Linked DNA regions of Homo sapiens: region 1 is linked to region 2. A link is a contact called in ENCODE Hi-C data. All regions are on one chromosome and are shown on one strand. The core of a region is the stretch at or near the end of the contact, and the rest is flanking DNA. Distances in the headings are between cores, read along the strand shown.

What was found. Hi-C counts contacts between places; a loop is a spot of excess contacts on that map. Pooled maps may share reads with other maps.
Region 1: a map of B cell shows a loop between it and region 2 (12-fold over the local background). The contact joins the enhancer-like site here to the promoter of STUM in region 2. A Hi-C loop is called at or near these places in 1 of 168 maps with a recorded cell type or tissue (B cell), 1 of 37 single-sample maps with no recorded cell type and 6 of 50 pooled maps.

What each region holds. Positions count from the first base shown.
Region 1 is chr1:227,539,994-227,546,339 of GRCh38, forward strand. No RefSeq gene overlaps it. Among named protein-coding and RNA genes, the nearest start is that of ZNF678, 20 kb to the right of the region's middle. RefSeq lists a silencer at 2,268-2,867. Within about 2 kb of position 2,743, at least 24 of the 41 ENCODE cell types and tissues checked have a DNase peak (open chromatin) inside an H3K27ac peak, as active enhancers do.
Region 2 is chr1:226,546,028-226,552,738 of GRCh38, forward strand. It overlaps STUM (stum, mechanosensory transduction mediator homolog), which reads left to right and starts at 2,737. Exons shown (of 4, transcript NM_001003665.4): 1 at 2,737-3,079. The coding sequence starts at 2,878. RefSeq lists a silencer at 1,721-2,015.

The sequences.
Region 1 (6,346 bases), core at 1,493-3,992, 990 kb after region 2:
GTGATGACAGAATCCAAATTATATAAAAGATAGAAATTTCAATATTTGTTTTTACACATTTTAAGGAAAAAACCCTGAAAGCAGGGTTTTTATTTTTATTTTTTTTATTTTTCTGCACTTTACCAGAAAATAATGTTAATAAGTCTTGAGTTTTCAAGTCCCTCTCACTGACTTGGCACTTAGAGAACAGCCAGCACAGGCTCAGGACACCCTGCTGGGCATTCTATCAAGGAGACCATCCTCATGGAAATGCAGCAGAAAGCTACATGCAGAAGATGGATGGATGCTCTCCTCCCAGAGACCAGCAGGTGCAAGTGTAGAGGGAGTGGGCCAGGGAGGAGCTGTGAACACCAAGCTGGGAGAGGTGCCTGGACCTCCATTGGACCCTCCTGCCTGCAGGGGCCTCACAGGGTTCCAGCAGAGGCGAATCCTAGGTTCCCTGTCCTATGGCTGGCCCCTGAGACTTGCTCCACCTGCCAGCTCTTTCCACAAAGACATCAGGATGGCAAACCCAATCCAGCCCCCTCACAGAGAAAGGGGATTAATGTCAGGGCCCATGCCCATCCTGGCCTGTTCAGTAACTAATTGAGTAGTGAATAGGTTAGGCCAGAACGTGCTGCTGTGGCCCCTGGGATCACATCCCTGAAGGGAACTTGCCTGGGGCTGTGACCTAAAGTGGGAGGCCCACTTGGGGTTCAGTGAGCTGGGACTTAGTTCCCAGCTCAGTTCCCTCTGCCACTCCTGGGGGACTTGGGCTTGTCTAGAGCAGGCATTGAGGATGGCATATAGCAGACATGCTGAGCTGTCAGGTGGGTGCCAAGGGGTGAGCATGAGGCATCCTGAGGGTTGCAACCATCAGAAGGCCCTGAGGTCAGCCCAGAACCAGCCCAGCCTCTGTACCTGGAGCTGCAGGTGCACAGGCTGTACCTGGAGCTGCAGGGTGGGCGCTGTGCAATGGGCTGGTCAGAGTGGAGTGAGAAGCCAGTCAGGGAGGGGCTTTCATTGCCCTTTATCCTGTGGTGCAAATCAAGTCCCCAAGGCCACAAACCAGGCGGGGCAGAAACAATGGGCTAAAGCATCGCCTTCTCTCCTCTTTGGCTCACATAGGCCCCTGACTTTCCTGGGCTTGCCTGAAAGTGAGAGAAAATCCCTCTTCTTGTGAGGATGAACACAGAAGTCACCAGTCAAGTTTGGTGAGGGGGGGCCCAGGCACCCCCAGAGTCTTTGCAGGGCAGCACCCACTACTTGCTAGCTGGACCAGGAGGCCAGGCTGGGACATTCTGGGAACTGAGGTCACCAGTCCCTACTATGCCTCGAATCTGTCCCCACCATGCAACCTCGGGCCAGCTCAGGCTCTGCCACCAGCTCCCCACATCGTCGTCCCTCAAGAGGCCTAGGGTGGGTTCCCCCTGCTTGGTGTCTCTGGCCCCTGCTCTCCATTCTGAGGCCTGACAAGCACCCAACCTCCAAAGCTGTGTTTTCCTGGGGGAGTGGGTGTTGGGACCACTGGCACAGAACTCGCAGCTTAGCTACATGTTTGTTCCAGACTTGGTTAATCAATGCAGCAGTAAACCCGCTGCTTCTGGGGTACAGTCTCCTACATTTCACGGGTCAGGTAGACAGACTGCGTCCCCTTCACCCCCCAGGTGTGCGAAAACACAGTTGACTCCACCTGCAATTCGGTCCTGCCCTCTTCCACCTGAAGAAGACCTGCTCACACCCCAGGGGTCAGCTCCGCGGCTTCTTCTTGGTGAAGCCTCCCTGACATCGCCTCTGGCACTGATACCACCCTCTGAGCCCCAGCACAGTCCCAGCAAAAGCCGCGCACTGTGCAACAGAGGCCTGCGCTCGACCTCGCGGTGCACTCAGCAGGGGCTGCCCTCGGTCCCACCGTCTCCCTTAACGCCCCTGCCTCCCAGTCCCACGGCCCCCAGGAGGAGCCAGTACCCTAGCCCAGGGAGCCGGGTTGGGCGCGGCCTGGGGACCGGGCGTGGGAAGCTGGCCCACAGGGTCGCCCCTAGCAAGGAACCACCAGAGCGCGCATGCGGGAGCCGAGGCCGCAGCACTGGGTGGGCAGCTAGCTCACCGAAGACCCACGCAGCGGGCCAGGCGCCAGCGGCCGCTAGGTCTGGGCGCGGGGCCGGGCCGGCGAGAGAAGGGTCCGGGGCACCCAGTGGGCTCGGATCTCGAGCGGTCCCCGTGACGGCCCCGCGACTGCGCGACTTCCCGCTCTAGAGAGTTTATGGACCCTGTCCCAGGAGGGCTCCGCAGCCGCCAGGGAGGTACCGGAGGGACCGCGGCGCTGGGAGAGGGTGGCGCCAGGCGGCCCTGGAGCCCTGGGCGACGCGGCCGGGCCGGCCAGAGGGCGGAGAAGTCCAAAGCAGCAGCCCGGACAGCCGCTTCCGCCCCTGCGCCGCCCTCCCGGCCCAGGTGACCGGTCGCCCTACCCGGGGAGCAGCGCCCTCCTCCTCCTGGGCCGGAGCCGGGCGTGGGGGTCGCAGGCTGGTGCCACAGCCTGAGGACACCGCGGCCTCTGCCCCGGGGAGCACGCCAAATGCCGGACGGAGCGGCTGTTGCAGACGGTGAGGCCGCAGCCCCGCTTGAGGGTAGGGTCGGGCGGGGTGTCGGGGTCCTGGCAGAGGCCGCGGCGAGGGCAGGAGCCGGTGCGCTGGCCGCTGCACATGCGCCGCCCGGCACCGGGACCCTGCGGGCGCGCCCCCTGGTGGCAGCCAGCGGGAGGTGGCGTCCCTGTCCCCAGCCAGGCGGCAGCGCGAAGCTGCCTCCCCGCGGGGGGAGCGGAAGTGGCCCAGCTGCTCGAGTGACTTACTAGTTAAAAAGCTGGGGTTGGAGCTGCCACGCGGGGAAGTGTGGAGGCCTGCGGGGCTCCGCCTAGACTTTCTGGGTGTCCTCCTGGGACCTCAGGTTCCTCACCTGTCGCAGAGGACTGATGGGCTGCTATGGCAGGGTTGTTTGGAGGATTAGGCCAAATAGTCCCAGTAAAGCCCCATTAGCCTCCCTGGCCTCTGGATTTTTTTTTTTTTTTCTGGCTTGGGTAACTGCGGAATGTGGCCAGGTGCTGAAGCGGGAAGGCTGGACTCTCCCTAGGCGTCGGGGTTCCTTCCTGGCGCCCCCTCTTCTTAGGCTCTTTTCAAGCACATACCCGGCAACGTGTGCTCTACCCAAGAGCGCTTCACAGATCTTCCTGTGGGCCTAAAACCAGAACGCTTTGTTCCCTGACCCCGGCTCTCATATCACCCCAAAGCCAAGTCTTTTGGCGGAGCTGGCTTCAGATTCGAGTCTCAGTTTAATGCTTGTTCTCTAAGGTCTGCCCAGGGCTCTTATGATGGGGCGTTGTTCCACTCCACCCGACCCTGTGCCTCCCAATGCGCTGGGGGCCTCAACTGCAGGGACTTGGAACTGGGAGCCCTCCCTGACAGGCTGGCCTGGCCATGGACTGGTGGATCTCAGTCCCAGGGCGAGATACCCCGGGCAGGGACTCTCATCCCGGCTTTTGTACACTCCAGCCATTTAACCTGGTGTGGTGGCCTCGCTGAGACCCCAGGTCTGTGGGGCAGGATTTCTTCCTTGTGTCATAGTGGAGGAAACTGAGGCAGAGGGCCGGTGAATGACAAAGTCAGGGAAATGCTCTGATTGTGAAATGCCCCCTAGGCCTCACAGGTCCCTTCAAGACACAGCATCCCTCGGGTTGCTGCATCAATGGGCTGTTGGCTTGGGCACCCCAAGCTCAGCGCCATGTGGGGATGAAGCTGGGGAATGTGGGGGCAGGGAAATTCGTCCCCCATATCGGCACAGCAGGAATTTCATTCTCTGATATGTGTGGACACCACTGCATGTGTGGGTGTGGGTGGGGCCCCCATTGTGTTGATTAAGAAAGAGCCCTTCCTGGGGCCTCTGGGGAAGTGAGGGGCACCATGTGTGCCTGGCAGCTGGTTGGGGTGTGGAGGGGCTCGTCTGGACTCTGTCCTGTTGTCACCTTTTCAGGGCCAGCTAGACCCTGAAGTCTTAGTGCCAGTCATGCCCAGTTGCATGCTGCCCTTTACTTGCCTTCCCCCCCCCCGCCCCTGCCTGACTCCCCCAGCTCAGCCCCTGCCAGGATTTCTCAGGCCTCTGTGGACCCTGGATGGGATCCCAGGAGATGGCAACTCCACTGCCTGCCTCTGCCTGAAGTCTGGGGTCCCTGTGCAGGGTGGGTGAACAGGTCAGGGGTCAACTTTTGGCTGAGTGCGGGGCCTTTCCCTGATCCCCACCCCACACTGCTGGAACCACTGTGCACGGCTGGTCCCGGGGCTGCACTGGGTCCCCCAGCCTACTGCTGGACCGGATAGAGGAGAATACTTGTGCACATGGCTTGACCTGTTGTTAATGCTCAGTCCAAATCAGAACTAACCAGCTGTTTCCCTGGGGTCAGGGCCCAGGCCTGAGGCTGCCATGACCAGCCCATTCTCTGCCTTCTTGGGGGCCATCGGCGGCCAGTGTTTGGTGGTCCCCAAAAGACATGATGGCTAGGACTGGAGAGCTGGGGGTTAGGTCAGGAGACCCCCTGACCATGGGGGTCCACAGGGGCTGTCCCTGAGCTGTGGGTCCCTATGGGATGCAGGTACATGTGGATGCTTTAGGAGGTGAGCATGGGTCCTTCTGGCTGGCAGGATCTTGGTGGGCACTGGACATGTGGGGCCAGGTTAGGTGGGATGGGCAGAATTGGGCCTGGCTGGGGAGTGTGACTGGTGTGGCCAGAGTCTGCAGTGAGCCCCTCACATCTAGGTTGCACATTGACAGAATGACAAGTGGCGGGTCAACCATCCCAGCTGGGTCTGGGGAAGCAGGCCTACCCAGTGGGACCCCCACCCTTGTCCTGGCCCCAAGCCCAGACTGCCTGCCTCCACTGAGCATTGTCTAGCCTTGGCAGGGAAGCCCGGGTGTGATGATCAGGTGTTATGTCTCTGGGTCTCAGGCCTTGGTGGGCCCTAGGGAGATGGGCAGGCACTGGGCAGGGGGAGGGTCTGGGAGCCACCTGAGTGCATCTGCCCCTGGGTGTGTGCCCCCACCCCAGCTCCTCAGCCCTCAGGGCAAAATGACCAGGGCTCCTCACCTGCTGTGTGGCTCCAGCTCTGACCCCCTTGCCTAATGACTGACAGACTCTCCCCTGAGCCTGTGGGAACTTTATGTGGGTCATTTGTGAGTTGGGGGTCCCAACCTCCCTATAGGAAGGAGCCCACCACCAACCACCCTAGTAGGCCCACCTGGGCCTCCTCACTCCACTGGCCTGTGAGACCCAACTGGCCAGACCTGCTGTCCTATTTATATTTTGCTCTTTTTCTCAGTGTGTGTTTTCTGTAATGGTTGTTGCATGGCATTTCCAGATAAGCTGCAGGGTAGAGACTGCTCCCTGCCCCAGAGAACCCCCATACCAAATAGCCCTCACCACGATCTCCTGGGCTGGTTGTGTCTGTGCTCAGCTTGGTGTAAATGGCGCCTGCAGTGTGCACCATTGAGTGGATCTGTCCACACGGCTGCCTGAGCTGGCATCTCTGTCCTTGTTGCTGAGGCCCATTCTCTTCCCCCACTCTCCACCTGAGCTGCTCTTGAAGCCAAGAGGAGGGATGGAGAGGGACCCCACCCCTCCTGGGGTAAATCTCCACCATGAGGGGGCTGAGCTTGCCCACCCTGTCATCCACTCCTCTGAGCTCCATCTCAGCCAGAGGTCAGCCAACTGTAGCCTGTCCCCACCTGCTTTTGTGCCGCCCGTGAGTTAAGAGTGGATTTTACATTTCCAAATGTTCAAACAAATCAAAACAATTATACTTCACGATGCTGTGAAATTTGAATGTTGCTGGTTCATGAATAAAACTGTACAGGAATCCAGCCATGCCTGTTTATTTACAGGTGGCCTGGGGAAGGCTGCTGTCTGGCTACAATGGCACAGTTAAGTCCTTGGCACAGAAAATGGTTGCCAAAGCTGATAATACTGACCCCTTTAGAGAAACAGTTTCCAGCCCAGGGTTTGAGGTTGTCTGGCAGGACCCCAGACTCTGGGTCAGATCCTTCCCCACTCACAGCTGTGATGGCCTCCACTGGTATGCCTGTAAAGAAGGGGTGCCAGGGGCCTCCCAAGGGGATGTTGAGGCCTTGTGTGCCAGGTTTCAGTGTGTGTGCTTCACAGTCACTCATCTCACCCGCTGAGGTCCCGGGCCTGAGGTGGGCCTGCCTGCAGGAACAACTGGTCCTTGGCAGTGGGAACTCTGTGGAGCTGAGCTGCCACCCACCTGGCAGAGGTCCCATGGAGCTCACTGTTGGGGTCAAGGGTAGTGCAGGGCTGGTGTCCTGG
Region 2 (6,711 bases), core at 1,487-3,986:
TCACGTGGGGAGGCCATGTGTAGGCGCTTTGCTGACCCATCCTAGTTGACCCAGCTTTCAAGTTACCCCAGTCCAGGCAGGCTGAGATTCCTGAGAATCTTCTCAGAAGTGGATCCTCTAGCCCCAGCTGTTCCAGCTATCAGCCATTTCAGTCTCCCGAGCTGAGGCTCCAGATACAAGGAGCAAAGAAGAATTATCTTGGTGTGCTCTGTCCAAGCTCCTGACCACAGAATTTGTGATCAGAAAAAAATGGTTGTGTTAAGCTGCTAAATTTGGGGGTAATTTGTGACACAGTGATAGTAACTGGAACACTTATGCCACACCCCTGCTTAAAATGTTCCAGTGATTCTGCATCACCACCACCGAGATGAAGTCCAAATTCCTTTGCCATTCAGTACTAGATGCCTGTCCACCCCACCAGATCCATCTCCTGTCTCTGCCCACACAAGCCCTAGTGCCAGCCACACTGCAATTCCTGGAATCATCCCTACTTCCCTGGGCTCCCATGCCTTTGTATATTTTGTTGCTCTGCCTGGATGTCTTTCTGACATCCAAGATATTCAGCAAATCATCTGGAAAACTGGGGGATGCAAATCCACTGACGTCCCTGAAATCCTTTTTCTCCAGGAGGAATGATTGACTGGCCCTAAGACAGTTCAAGTGCTCTGCAAAAGAATATTCACAGAATGTGGGTTATTTTCTAGGTCTCTGAATAAAATACTGGTTATATAGAATTGATTCTGGAGCCAGATTGCCTGCATTCAGCTGCCAGCTCTACCACTGATTAGTGGGGGACTTTGTGCAGCCTGTTTAACTTCTCTGTGCTTCAATTGCCCCATCTGTAAAATGGGGTAATAAATAATCCTTACTTTGTAGAGTTATGGTAAGGATTAAAAGAGTTAAAATGTGTAAAGGGTTTTTAGAATGATGCCTGGCAGAGAGTGCTTGGGTAAATAAGTGTTTGTTGAAAATAAAACAAATCTGCAAATAGTTAACTGTAGTCATTGCTCAAGTCCCTTTGAGTATCGCCTTCTTTGGGACACCTCCCCGAGGCCTCCCCCACGCTAGCTGGCTTCACAGATAGGTCCATGTTGTCGCAGCACCTCCAGCACATCACAGCTGCAACATTCCTCACTGTTTCTGTAAGTCTATCTTTGTAGTTGTCAGTATCTCTCAGCTCATTTCTTAGATTCTTGAAGGCAGAGGCTGGATTTTACTCATTTCTCTCTCCCTGGAATCTAAGTCTTAGTAGGCCTTCAATAATTGTGTATTAAATGGAAGCTTGCTATGATTTTAACCAACACAGTAACTCCAGGCCAGAAAAGGCTAAGCGAGTTCTTCTAAGCCATACAGGTTTTAGTGGCTGAACAAAGACTAAAATTTTTAACCCTGTTCTTCTGACTGCCAAACCTAAGCTAATGACTCGTGTGTGTGTGTATCTGTGTATGTGTACACACGCATGTGTGTGTCCACCAGTATCATCACTAACCCCTGGCCATTTGCTTTTAAAATTATTTTATTCAGAGACTTATACAATAAGTATAAGTATACAATAACCCATGTTCTTTTAGCCTCTTCTGAGACCCTGGGTTGTTTATAATAATAATCACTATTATTCCTGAAGGGAGGCTATTGCACCCTTCCAATTATTCAGACGATTTGCTGACTGTCTGGATAATTCCGAAGCCTTTAACCCCTCCCTAACGTTAGAGGCGGTAACTTTCATCCGTTTACTTTTTCCAGGTGCGGAGGCGAAGCAGCCTTATTCAGAAAATCGAATTCAAACAGGACCTCAAGCTGCCGGCTGTTGCTTCTACCAACTGCCCCATTATTAACGCCAGACGGCGCTGTGTCCTCACTGGCTCTTTAACCACCACGTCGGGCTCACAGAAGGCTCAGGTTTCCTCCAGTATAGTTCAGGGGATGGTGAACGCTTCCCAACAAGCCTGCAACAGGCGCATTTCTTTCTGCTTTTGGTGCGTGTGTGTAGGGAAGTGTCCCATCTTTTAACTAGTCTTGCGGAGACCTGGCCTGGTGTTTGCAAATCTGTTTCCTCTATTATCGATCCGATCTCTGGATTGCTTTTTCTCTGACACTTGAAACAAATTCACTCCTATATATTTTTTAAGTGATTTTTTTTTTTTTTTTTTTTTTTTACAAAATAGAGCTGGGGCGGGGGGGGGGGGGTCTCGCTACGTTGCCCAGGCTGGTTTCGAACTCCTGGGCACAAGTAATTCTCCCACCTTGGCCTCCCAAAGTGGGGAATACAGACGGGAGCCACTGCGCTCGCCCCAAACAAAATCATTTAAATCACAATGCACTGAAGGCCGACTAGGTGTCAGGCGCCGCGCGGTCCGTCCCTTGTCCCCATGTCCCTGGCCAAAGGCTTGCTCTAGATCAGGGGACTCAGCCTCGAGGCTTTCCCGACGGTGTCAGCCAAGCACACACTCCCAGTTCGCAGGGCTTCGTGGTCAAGGTTCCTAGTTCACCTGTCTGGGAGGGCGAGGTGTGTCCACCCCTTCCAGCACCTGGGCAAACAGCTCCCTTTGCGGTCCTCTTCCACTGCTTTCCCTCCGCCCTGATTTTCCATTCCTTGTGAGCGGTGGTTTTGGTTGGGGGGAGGGGGCGGGGAAGGGGCCTGGCGAGGAGGGGCGTCAGAGCGCTGTCACCGGGTGTCGCGCCGCCCTCCCCGCCCCTCCGCCGGGCGTGTGGGGACGCCGGAGGGCGGGAGTCTCCGCGAGCCGCGCGGCGCACGGAGCACGGCGGCCGCCTGAGCTCGGCGCGGAGCCCGGAGCCCGCAGCCGACAGTCTCCTGCTCCCGTACGCTGGGCGCCAGCTCCGGCCGTGCTGCCCGGCTGCCTGAGAGCGCGCCCGGCCATGGAGCCCTCGCACAAAGACGCCGAGACGGCGGCGGCGGCGGCGGCGGTGGCGGCGGCGGACCCCCGGGGGGCGTCCTCGTCCAGCGGGGTGGTGGTGCAGGTCCGCGAGAAGAAGGGCCCCCTGCGCGCCGCCATCCCCTACATGCCCTTCCCCGTGGCCGTCATCTGCCTCTTCCTCAACACTTTCGTGCCGGGACTGGGTAAGACACGGCTGCCGCGACCCTTGCGACCCCCACCCCGCCGCGGGAGGGCGTGGGGGGAGAGAAGGGCGCGGCCGGAGACCTCCTGGCGGGGCCGCGCGCTCCAAGTGCTGCGACCACGCGCCACCGCCCGCTCCTGGCGTCCCCGGGCAGGTGGCAGAAGCGCGTGGAGTGTGCACCCCAGAGGGGAGAGGCTGCGCTGGGGTCTCCGACCCGCAGGCGGGGCCCCAAAGAGCCGGAAACTTTGCGGCCAATGTTGGAGCCCGCAGCGGCGGCCGGAATGGCTCTGCCGGCTTCGGAGTAGGGCTCCCGTCCCGGCGCCCCGATTTCTGCTCCTTCTCTCCGTCGTGTGCATCCGTCCGCGAGCCCACTTCCCCGAGAGGAATGGGGTCGGATCAGAATGAGCTCTAGGGCCTCGGCGGCGAGGATCAAACTCCCGGGCGTCGAAGTCAGCTGAGCCGGGGAAAGAGGACGAGCCGGGCTAGATATACCTGCAGCCCCCTTTGGTTCGCGGAGTGCGGACCGCGTGGGGACGAGAACTCTAGCCAGAGTCTCCTCCGCCTCATTCAGGGGTACCTGCACTTCCGCCAGCACCCCGCAGGGCGCCAGGGGGATGGGGGATGATTTTATTAGTTTGGATGCATGTGGCCAGAGATGAACCCATAGCTCCCTCGGATCCCTTCTGTTCCTGAGAAGTAGAGAGTGCGCCGATGTAATTCTGTGCAGGACTCCGGCAGCCGGCAGGGGTTCTGGTGGCATCTATGTCCCACGTTTTAAAGCAGAGGCCCCTTACAGAGATGGTGCAGGAGGGTGAATGGAGGCAGGGAATGAGAAGTTTTCCTGACCCTCCCTCCCTTAACTCCACCCCCAGGTCTCTGCCTGCACGCCCCTCCCCTCCTCCAGCTTGGCACTGGCTGCTCCTGCGTGCTGGGAGGTGCCCCCCTCTCCCGTGCCCGCCCGAAGAACCAGGCGCCCCAGTGCCCTCTCCGGGAGAAAGCGTGCCCCTGTCGGCGAGCCTGTTGCCAACGTATGGTTCCAAGTTCCCAAGAGCAGAGGCCAGCTGGAAGGGGTTTTCAGTTTGACTTTGGCCTTTCTCACGGTCTCCTCGCTCTTCGCCTGCTTAGCAGGGGCCTCTGCTGCGGTGACAGCCAAGGCCACAGCCACCCACGCAGGACCCGTTCACTTTCCCCTCCGAGCTTACTTGTCTTTCTACCCTAAGGGGCTGCTGCGGCCAGAGCAGCCTATCTGAGCAGTAAGTTAGGTGGCCTTTAGTTGGGCTTCTCTCTTCTGGGGTGCCTCCAGCAGCCTGTCCCCCTGGCTGGTGTCATCAGATCAGCTCTCTTTGCACATTTAGACACTGCAAGGAGGCCAGCTGGTGTTAATCTAGTTTTATCAGAAATTCTCACCTGCTGGAGTAAAAAGAGACTGCCTGCCCCTCCCTCTGGCGGATATGAAGATCCTCCTGAGCCAGCATGCATCTTGATCCACCTTTTTTTTTTTTTTTAAGTGGTGAGGTAAACGCCACCCTATGGTCTTTTGAGGAAACAAATGCATTGGTGCCAGGTGAGAGGGGCTGCACCAAGTCACTGCTGCACGAGGAAACCACCTTGTGGGAGACCAGCCCCAGGAGACAGCAGCTGCCCACGCATGTACCTGTGTGTACCCTCCCTGGTCTCCCTTCACTAGGTGCCTTTCCCAGCCTTAGCCCTGCTGCATTGACAGCATCGGCTGCAGGGCACCGTCCATTCCGCTGACCCCTGGCTCCTTGCCCTGGGGATCCAGCTTTTCCCTTTGTGAGATCAGAATCCTATGGGATTTTTGTGAAACAAACAAATAAACAAACAAACAAAACAAACCATTATAAGAAACCAGGAGAAAATAAAGGGAAGATATGCAAACCACAAAAGTAATAAAACAGGTGAGCTGTAGGTGCACAGATTTCTGAATTTTCAGTGACATAATCCTGGCTTTTTTTTTTTTAATTTTGCTTTGGTTGCTATTGTACAGTTTACTGGGTGCACAGGCTCCTGCTCCTCTCCACACGGAATGAGGGATTCCTGATCCTTGGTGGTGGTTCTCATCTGTAAGTCAGGCACACCTGTCTCTTGGCGTTGCTGAGAGGATGAAACGTGATTACATAAAGCCCAGCGTCTGGTGCATAGGAAGCTCTCTGGGGATGGTGGGTCCATCTTGCTCTTCTGCAGAGCTGAGCACTGGTCCCATCTCTGGGTGGGGGTCGCTGCAGCCAGGGCAGCACTGCCCTCTGGACCACTCAGAAGCAAAGGCTCTTTGAGTGCTTTTGATCCCTCTGCTCCCCTCTCCACCTGCAGTGGAGTCCCAGGCAACAAAGCAGCTCAGACCAATCTTGCAGGTGGTTTTATTGCCCCCCTTCCCCAGGAGTGGTTTAAATGGCCCCAGCTCTTGGAAATCTGCCACTTGGCCCAGATCCACTTCTCCAAGGCCTCCTGGCTTATCTGAAGCTCCCGGGACAACTGAATATTCATGGCTGATTCTGCTCTTTGATGAAATGCAGCTTCTTTCAATTCACTCATTCATTTGACCAACACAGGCACCTACCACATGCCAGGCATTGACTGGGGTTGTGATGATGAATAAATCAGTCAGGATGTCATAGACTGCTGAGGAAAATTGAGGCCAACTTTGTCTGAATTTGATAAGTGCTAGGATGGCAGCAGGAACAGAGTGTTGTAGCAGAAATTCTTCCTGGGGGCGAAGGAAGGGGGCTCAGAGAAAGCCTCCCTGAGGGAGTAGTGTTAGGTTAGAACTTGCTGAGAAAATCTATCACGTGTCCTCAGCACTTGCCATCCTCACTAAACTCCCATTCTGGAAACTGCCCAGACCACTGGCCCAAAGATCTTTTCTTTTTTTCTGGAAACTTCCTTCCCTGCAAGTCCTCTCCTGGATTGCAGATTGGATGAGAGGGCAGTTTTTGCTGAATGAAGGCTCGTTTTTTATTTTTATTTTTTCCCTTTGATGTAGGTGTCTCAGGTCCATCCAGTCTGCAGGACCAGCTGTGGAGAAGCCCCATCCTTAAAATTCCCCAGTGCCTTCTCCACCCAAGCAACAGTGCTCTCGGGATAACACTCATATCATGAGTGGGATGTGCTGTCTCCTAGGGAGTGGCTGGAAAGGAGAAGTGATTTATGATCACTCCAACTCCTCACTGAAACAATGAAAAACAATTTTTACAAGTGGACATTAGTAAAGAGAGTCACCTCTAGTCCTATTCAGTGAAACTCTACTAATAAAGACCACCGTTGGTACCTTCATGTTCCAACAATTAGGGTGTTTATAAGTATATACACGATTATTCATACCTGTAATGAAAGTTCATTGTTATGCCCCAACATGGCCAGAGAGTTTGTCTAGTGGTCAGGGGTATAATTATACTTTTATATTTAAAAATTATATCTATCTTGATTTGGTGAAACGAAAATGTTGATATCTCAGTGACACGGAAAGTCGAAGGGAGGAGGACCTCCATTGACCTTTAACCACTCCATTGGACTCAGGACATCAGATAGGGACAATTTATCCCTAACACACTGCCTACTCTTTGATGCTGCTAAAGTCTTGCTTGCTCAATAAAAGCACCACAGGCTGGCTCTGCT